Regions from separate parts of the Homo sapiens genome. Here region 2 is linked to region 1. The links are chromatin contacts, found by Hi-C or POLR2A ChIA-PET in ENCODE. All regions are on one chromosome and are shown on one strand. Each heading gives the region's core, a stretch centred on a gene start or an enhancer-like site at or near the end of the contact. The rest is flanking DNA. Distances are from core to core; before and after follow the strand shown.

Region 1 (4,317 bases), core at 997-3,496:
GCTAAAGGCCAGGTACGGTGGCTCATGCTTGTGATCCCAGCACTTTGGGAGGCCGAGGCAGGTGGAACACTTGAGGTCAGGAGTTCGACACCAGCCTGGCCAACATGGTGAAACCCCGTCTCTACTAAAAATACAAAAATTAGCTGGGTGTGGTGGTGCATGCCTGTAATCCCACTTACTTGGGAGGCTGAGGCAGGAGAATTGCTTGAACTGGGGAGGCAGAGGTTGCAGTGAGCCGAGATTGTGCCACTGCACTCTACCCTAAGTGACAGGGTAAGACTTTGCCTCAAAAAAAAAAAAATTATGCTCAAAATCACTGAGTATTGCTTTTCACAGGACTTGGGGGAAATAGAAAGAGGTGAGGCTATTCTGGAAAATAGAAATCAGCAATAATCTCTCAGGTGTGGCCACAAAGCCACTTGTAAACTTGCTGGATTCCCAAGGAAGAGGATGGCCATTTAGCCCCACGGCTCCTTCAGGCACACAGAAAAAGTCCTTATCATGAACCAGCACTGTAAAACATGTATAGAAATTCTGGGCAAAAAAAGCTATTCTCAAACGTCAAAAATGGCATTCAGGATAGAGAAGATCACACAAAATGAAGCAGAACTAGGCAGCATCTTATAGTTGAAGGAAATAAGGAAATAAGATTCCTTGGGAAATTGCAGGAGGTTTAAAAACCTCCCTGCAAAGAGGACTGAAAACTTCATCCATGCAGAGGAATGGTAAGATGCTAGGAACAGGGGCAGCCTTAAAGGAGCGCTTCTCAAACGTCAGAGCGCATCAGAATCACTTGAAGGACTGGTTAAAACAGATTGCAGCTGTTAGGCACTGACTAAGACTTGGTCTGTTTCATAGACTTGGTCTGTTTCATACTGAGATGGTCAGTTTCAAGCCAGTCCTATGATGCTGTGTGATATAAGCATCACAGTCCTCTGGAGGCAGCATTAAAATGCAAATTTCTGGGTCTCACCCCTAGAGTTTCTGATTTAGTAGGTCTGGGGTAGGGCCTGAGAAATTGCACATCTAACAAGTTCCCAGGTAACGCTGATGCTGCTGGTCTGGGGACCACACTTCGAGAAACACTGGTCTAGAAGGCAACAAAGGGCAGGGTTTTCTCTGCACCAGGTGCTACCTTTATCCAGGTGTTGGAGGTAGGACCCTTTAAAAGAAAGGCATAAGAATCAAAACAACCCACCAATTACTCTTGACTTGAAAGCACCCTCTGCCTGCACCATTTCCTCCAAACGGGTGGTAATGATGAAAACTACAGAAATGACATCAGGTTGGTCAGAGAGATCTAGGAAAAGAAGAGTGAACGCAACAGGGCAGATTCACTGAGAGTCATGAAATCAGCCAGGTTCCCAGATACTCAGGTCGTCATGAAAGTTCCTTGAGATTTTCATCTCTGTCTCTAAATTCTGCTAGTGAAGAAAGTTCTGCGTTTGCACACCTTGTTATAAGAATCTACTCTTCATACGAAAGAGTGGAGCCAGCTAGGTGGGATCGCAGCATTCAAAAATCACCATGTGCCCCTGGCCCTTTCTGTTCTTCCGCTTCCCAAGGCTTTGCGTCTGCTCTGTCTTCTCCGTACCTTTCTGCAGTGGCACCCATCTACCCAATCAGCACATACCATTTGTATATACCAGGAGCAGAAAGCAAGCGAAGTCTTGGTCTGAGACAAGGAGTCATCATCTCCTTGCCTTCCAGCCTGGCACACTCCTTCTCCAGTGGCAGAGAGCACACGGGCTGGGCATTGTTGGATGCTCCTTGTATCATATAAAAACAAACAAACAAACAAAGCCCTGGGCCTTTTCAGGCTCAGGTTCACGTTCACACAGCTTGGCCCTGGAACAAACCCCTGATGGCCAGAACATAAGACCACTTGTTTAACGTAGCAACACCCCAAAATACAACTAGAAGATTCGAGCAGGAAAGAGGGAAGAGGACACGAATAAAAACAGAAATCTGAGAAAGATCAAGAGAAACAGAGGAGCAAGAGGGTTATGCTAGGGAATGGGAAGCAAAAGAAAGTCTTGGTGCTAAGCTCCAGCCCTCTCCTCTATTTCAGAGAAATTATTTTTATCCTACTTATAAACGTAATACAGGTCCAGGGAAGAAACACTGGAAAACAGAAAAGTAAAAAGAGGAAATAAAACCCTCCCTAATCCCATGCCTTGGAAAGAAGCACTGTGAACAAGCACCTTCTCCCCAACTTGATGAGGTGTCGTCTCACTGCCGGGAGACACCCAGCCAGCAGGAATCGGGGAAAAAAGGGAAGTGGAGGCAGGAGCTGAGCGCTCCCCTGCAGCGGCCATCAGGGTTGTCTCTCAGGGGAAATACAGAGCCTGAAAGGTTTTAAAAACTAGCCCAACTCTCTCTTTTAGAGATGGGGGAATTGCAATTTCAGGATTCTGGAAATGCAAGGAAGAGCTTAACATAACCAGGAAACAGCACAGCTGCAGGCAAGACCTTCAGCCAAGTCCTCTCTGGTATGGTTCAGAGCAGCCAAGAGAAGGATCAAAAGTATTTGGAAATTAATTGTTTTTTAAGTCCCTCTTTTCTGCAGCTTGTACCAAAAAACAAAAACACATAATTTTAAAAAAATCCATCTCTCTTGGAACTGCCACCAAGACAGCTCTTCTAAGCAAGAGCCTGCACCCCACATTCACCGATGGCCTGGCAAGGCAATGGGAAAACAAGCCACCCTTCCTGCTGCTCATGCCACCTGAACCTCATGCCGGGTATTGAAATGTAGGGGACAGATTGCAACCTGTTTACAGCATCCTAGCGGACACGATACCACTGCTTAGCTATCAGTGCTCAAAGATAACCACTAGTGTGGGGCGGGGGAAGTGTGTCAGTTTCCAGGGGGCTGCTATAACAAAATGCCACATTACTGGGTGGCTTAAAGAACAGAAACGTATTGTTACAGTTCTGGAAGCCAGAAATCTGAAATCAAGATACTGGCAGGGTTGGCTCCTTCCAAGAATCTGTCCCAGGCCTCTCTCCTAGCTTGTGGTGGCCTTGGGCATTCCTTGGCTCGTAGATGGCTTTCTCCCTGTGCCTTCGCAGCGTCTTCCCTCCATGAGTGTCTGTCTCTGAGTCCACATTTCCTCCTTGTGATGAGGACCCCAACATATTGGATATAGGTCCACTATACTCCAGGAAGACCACATCTTTTTATTTTTTTAATTATACTTTAAGTTCTAGGGTACATGTGCACAACATGCAGGTTTGTTACATATGTATACATGTGCCATGTTGGTGTGCTGCACCCATTAACTCATCGTTTACATTAGGTATATCTCCTAATGCTATCCCTCCCCCGTCCCCCCATCCCACAACAGGCCCGGGTGTGTGATGTTCCCCTCCCTGTGTCCAAGTGTTCTCATTGTTCAATTCCCACCTATGAGTGAGAACATGCAGTGTTTGGTTTTCTGTCCTTGCGATAGTTTGCTGAGAATGATGGTTTCCAGCTTCATCCATGTCCCTACAAAGGACATGACCTCATCCTTTTTTATGGCTGCATAGTATTCCATGGTGTATATGTGCCACATTTTCTTAATCCAGTCTATCATTGTTAGACATTTGGCTTGGTTCCAAGTCTTTGCTATTGTGAATAGCGCCACAATAAACATACGTGTGCATGTGTCTTTATAGCAGCATGATTCATAATTCTTTGGGTATATACCCAGCAATAGGATGGCTGGGTCAAATGGTATTTCTAGTTCTAGATCCTTGAGGAATTGCCACACTGGAAGACCACATCTTAACTTGATCATTTGCAAAGATCTTATTTCCAAATAAGATCACATTCCCAGGCACTGGCGAATTAGAACTTGGACATCTTTTGTGGGACACAACTCAACCCGTAACATGAAGCAGAAGGCTGGGGCTGGCTGGGGGTGATAGGAGGCTTGGATAGAGGTCCACCTAACACCTGGAAGTTGATCTGGGGATGAGAAAGTCTGGACAAATGAGAAACAGAGGAGCCTGGGGGTTCCGCAGCAGAGACCGCAGGTGTCTGGCATGGCCCAGAGGGGCAGTAAAGAAAGCACAGGATAGCCATACTCCAACCACAGCACAAGTCCATGCAGGTGTTCACCCAAAGCCCATGAGTACAGTAATATTGATTATGAAAACAGTGACATTGTCTGTACCAGTTGGAAAACTGCTTTTGCTCCGACCTTCCCACTCCATATGTCACCAGCCACCAAGGCCCCCCATGGGGTCCCCACAATCTGGCCAAGCTTTCAGAGTGGGAGCAGGACCCTATCCCAACATATTACTCCAATAGTTCATCCCTCTGGCAGA
Region 2 (4,651 bases), core at 844-3,343, 46 kb after region 1:
CATAGACTGTGGCTGGCTCCAGACCAAGGGCTGTGCTGGGCAGAGGGCTCCCGTGAGGTGACTGCAGCCAGTTTCTTGTACATATCATGGTAGAGTCCTAGGACCCTTATAAAATTTCTATGTGTCCCACCCCATAAAAGATTCCTAGTATTGGCCGGGTGTGGTGGCTCACGCCTGTAATCCCAGCATTTTGGGAGGCCGAGGCAGGTGGATCACCTGAAGTCAGGAGTTCAAGGCCAGCCTGGCCAACATGGTGAAACCCCGTCTCTACTAAAAATATAAAAATTAGCTGAGTGTGGTGGTGGTCGCCTGTAATCCCAGCTACTCAGCAGGCTGAGACAGGAGAATTGCTTGAACCCAGGAGACAGAGATTGCAGTGAGCTGAGATCGCGCCATTGCACTCCAGCCTAGGCGACAGAGTGAGACGCTATCTCAAAAAAAATTCCCAAGTATCAAGTGGACATATCAGAAACGGCACCCAGTTGAAAAGGCCTCCAAACAGCCCTGATTCTAAGAGATCCCACAGCTTGGTTTCCCCTTCCTGCAGTCATTCATATCCCACTGTGACACCTTGTTCCATCCATCACTGTGTACCAGCCGCACTATTATTTACTCAATATTTTTTTCGAACTGACTTATATCCCACTGAAATGTAGTCTGGCCCTAAGCAATAATATCTATGAAATCACAGATTTGATTTGGTTTCTTTCTACTACACACTAAAATAAATATAACTTTAAAACTGTCATCTCCACATGATCTAAAATTATCTCACGGATCCTTAGTTGGAAACTCAGCACACTTTGAGAAACACTGTCTCTGGCTACACATCAAGTCACCATGCAGCATCCACAAAGTGGTTCTGGAGATTCTTTTTTTTAATCCAGAAAACTGAACTTGAATTCTCTACTGACTACGTCCCCACAACGACAGGAACACGGTACCCGGCGTGTGACTGAATCTCTGGGAGATTAAGGGCATGGCAAAAGGAGATGCAGGGGACTTCCCTGTAAGAAGCATCTGACAGCTGCCCCAGGACACTGCCTATCAAACCAGCAATAAGAGGAAAAGAACAGGAAATAACTCATCCAATCTTAAAAACAAAATCCAAAAATGACAAACAGAATCGGAGGAAAAAAAAAAAAACTCGAGAACCATGAGGCCAATGAAGGAAATGCAGAAAATCTTGCAAACCGCTGGGCGCGGTGGCTCACACCTGTCATCCCAGCACACTGCCCGCCTCGGCGGGCAGATCATGAGGTCAGGAGTTCCAGACCAGCCTGGCCAATATAGTGAAACCTCGTCTCTACTAAAAATACAAAAATTAGCCAGGCTTGATGGCGGGCACCTGTAGTCCCAGCTACTCAGGAGTCTGAGGCAGGAGAATTGCTTGAACCTGGGAGTCGGAGGTTGCAGTGAGCCGAGATCACGCCACTGCACTCCAGCCTGGGTGACAGAGCAAGACTCTGTCTCAAAAAAAAAAAAAGAAAAGAAAAGAAAGAAAGAAGAGAAAGAAAGAAAGAAAGGAAGGAAGGAAGGAAGGAAGGAAGGAAGGAAGGAAGGAAGGAAGGAAGGAAGGAAGGAAAGAAAAGAAAAGAAAAAAGAAAAGAAAAGGAAAAGAAAAGAAAAGAAAAGAAAATCTTGCAAACCAAGATGAGTTGTAAAAGGGGAAATAAGACTTCACACCTTCACCACTCTCTGCCCATAATCTGAGCTGCACTTCATGCCTCTGCCACTCCATGTCTCTAATTTGAGATGCAGGATTTGCACTGACCTGAACACTGAGCAGCCAGCCCTCTCCTCTCAGCACAGATGCTGTCTGAGAGGACTGCCCATCATCCATTTAGGTACAGCAAGTCCCAGAAAACAAGAGAGCAGGAAGTGCAGGGTAGAACAAGGGGCGTGGGAGGGGTGCTCACTGTTCGGAAAGGTACAGATGCTACAGGCCAAGCCCAGCCAATGCCCTGGCTGCAGGGCATTGAGAAGAGACCCCAGGAACTGTGAGTTTTCATGTTCTCCATCAATTCGGAGTATCAGAGGACCAGATAGTAACGTGACAGTTCACCAGGCAAAGGCCAATTCGAAAACAGAAACTGGACTGAGAGATGGGTGCACCATCGAACCCTACAGGCAGGTAGCTGTGAGGGGAAGTCAACCTTCCCCCAAGCCGACAGTGTGCCAAGGCTAGTGACAGTCGATACTTTCTGTTGGTACATGCCACGTTTACATAGATCCTGCCGTGTCAAGAATGCATAAAGAGGGGAAATATGCAAAAGCAGGGTGAGGAAACACCATCCTGAAAGCACAAAGGAAGAGCACGTCTCAGAAAATCATTCAGAAGAAAAACTGTCAGGAAACTGTCAGAATGTAAGAAGCTGTGATTTCTTTGAAAGAGGAACAGCAAATCATAACAGGAAAAAAAAAGCAGTTCGAATAAAAAGGATGACAAAGAAGATAGTGGACGAGGTGAGGATTATATAAAAATTGCTCATTTAAATCCATATTTAGTTGTAGTTGTGGGTAACTGCAAATATAAACATTTAAATCAGTGACTTGCGGGGCTAACAGGAAAAGTGTCCCCAAATTGCAAAGGACAAAAAGCAAGGAAATCAAGAGTCTATGTAACATATATGTTTAAAAATATTCCATTATTAAAGACCAGAATAGGTTAAACTTAATAACCAATTGCAATTAAAATTATCAAGTATTAATAAAATTAATAATGAATTGCAAAAATAATCTAAAATTACGCATATAGGCCAGGCGCGGTGACTCATGCCTGGAATCCCAGCACTTTGGGAGGGTGAAGCGGGCAGATCACTTGAGGTCAGGAGTTCAAGGCTAGCCTGGTGAACATGGTGAAACCCTGTCTCTACTAAAAATACAAAAATTAGCCAGGCATGGTGGTGCGCACCTGTAATCCCAGCTACTTGGGAGGCTGAGGCAGGAGAACTGCTTGAACCAAGGAGGCGGAGGTTGCAGAGAGCGGTGATCGCGCCATTGCAACCTCGCGCCATTGCAGTTGCGCCTGGGCGACAAAGCTAAACTCCATCTCAAAACAACAACAACAAAAAATCATTCATATAAACAGGCAAAAAGAGAAAGGGTTACCCAGGAAATCAGATTTTCCTCAGACTTCTCCTCTACCCTCCCTACCAATGGCTAGAGAGCTCTTTCTACTAGAATAAAAGCTCCATACAGCAGGGATTTTGTTTTGCTCACTGCTCTATCACGGTGCATACAGGGCCTGGCATCACCCCTTGGAAAGTGCTAGAAGACAAACCCCACTGAGTTTAAAGCTTCACGGGGTACAGTCATTGTTATGTCCATTGCTGTGGGTATTCAATAAATATTTGCTGAAGCTAAACTGCAAATGTGAATTTTTACCCAAAACTTTGTAATTCAAGACATACAAATCCATCAAGTTGTATGAGTATTTCAAGTGAAAGAAATAGGAAGGTTCTGTTAGAGGCATGCAAGTGAAGACACCATCTCCTTACCCTCCAGGCACTGAGAGAGAAAATTAGGAAGACAACACAGCCATGGGGAAGTAATAATACAAATACAATGCATATGTAAGTCATTTCTTGCTCAGTACAAACTCCCAATGCAAAAATCCAGAGAACTGTGTGCTGCCTGGTGGATTTTCCAGCTCATTGCGGGGGGGAAGATTAGTGCCTTAGTATTTCATTCACCTCCTTTTCTGCTCCTGTCCATCCCAGAACCAGGATACGAGTTTCTCCTACAAGGCCAGTGCAGATGAAGCAATGGGCCATGTGTGAGGAGCACGCATAACTGATGTTCCCTTTCTGTCCAGGCGCATACCAACAATGAGGACTATTCAAGCTTTAGGGACACTCTGCTGGGAGGATCCAGAAACAAGAAGTCTTTGTTTTTCGTGTCCACCAAAGCAACACTGTGCTATGTAAGGCACCACAGTGGCCATTTTCTTCGCCGTGGAACTTCAGTCTTTATTTTCTGCATGTTAAAAACTCATATTGAATGGACCAAGTCTTGTTTTCTTCCTTAATTTGGGTAAGACCAATAAACCACCCCATGGCAATGCTTTCTGTCATCAAAGCCCTCTTTATATCATCCTCCCTCTAAAAGCTGTCCCTGCTTTAGAAATCAAAGTATGCAGTATGATCTCAATATGGAAAATAGCACTCCCTCACCCAAATGAAGTACTAAAGAAAGACACAGACACATTAACAAAGCTTATCTTTGTATTGGGGGATTCTCCGGTTGTTTCAATTCTATTTCTTTCACCAATTTTAAAATTTTACTTTATTTAAAAATATTTTAAAATAATTTTTTGATTTTTAAAACGTGTTTTGAAATTACTTCTTTTTTTTTTTTTTTTTTTTTTTTTTTTTGAGACAGAGTCTCACTCTGTCGCCCAGGCTGGAGTGCAGTGGCGCGATCTTGGCTCACTGCAAGCTCCGCCTCCTGGGTTCACGCCATTCTCCAGCCTCAGCCTCCCGAGTAGCTGGGACTACAGGTGCCTGCCACCACGCCCAGCTAATTTTTTGTATTCTTAGTAGAGACAGGGTTTCACCATGTTGGCCAGGCTGGTCTGGAACTCCCAACCTTGTGATCCACCCACCTTGGCGTCCCAAAGTGTTGGGATTACAGGCGTGAGCCACCGCGC

What was found. Hi-C counts contacts between places; a loop is a spot of excess contacts on that map. ChIA-PET counts read pairs that join two places held with the same protein, here RNA polymerase II (POLR2A). Pooled maps may share reads with other maps.
Region 2: a loop to region 1 is called in a pooled map, with 4 times the contacts of the local background. The contact joins two enhancer-like sites. A Hi-C loop is called at or near these places in 4 of 168 maps with a recorded cell type or tissue (B cell, GM12878, astrocyte of the cerebellum and 1 more), 32 of 37 single-sample maps with no recorded cell type and 8 of 50 pooled maps. POLR2A ChIA-PET finds 5 or more read pairs at or near these places in 7 of 52 experiments (A673, B cell, BJ and 4 more).

What each region holds. Positions count from the first base shown.
Region 1 is chr17:9,999,230-10,003,546 of GRCh38, forward strand. The region is part of intron 2 of GAS7 (growth arrest specific 7); the gene reads right to left. Among named protein-coding and RNA genes, the nearest start is that of RCVRN, 96 kb to the left of the region's middle. Within about 2 kb of position 2,247, at least 3 of the 41 ENCODE cell types and tissues checked have a DNase peak (open chromatin) inside an H3K27ac peak, as active enhancers do.
Region 2 is chr17:10,045,263-10,049,913 of GRCh38, forward strand. The region is part of intron 1 of GAS7 (growth arrest specific 7); the gene reads right to left. Among named protein-coding and RNA genes, the nearest start is that of RCVRN, 140 kb to the left of the region's middle. RefSeq lists enhancers at 1,867-2,046, 2,545-2,714. Within about 2 kb of position 2,094, at least 3 of the 41 ENCODE cell types and tissues checked have a DNase peak (open chromatin) inside an H3K27ac peak, as active enhancers do.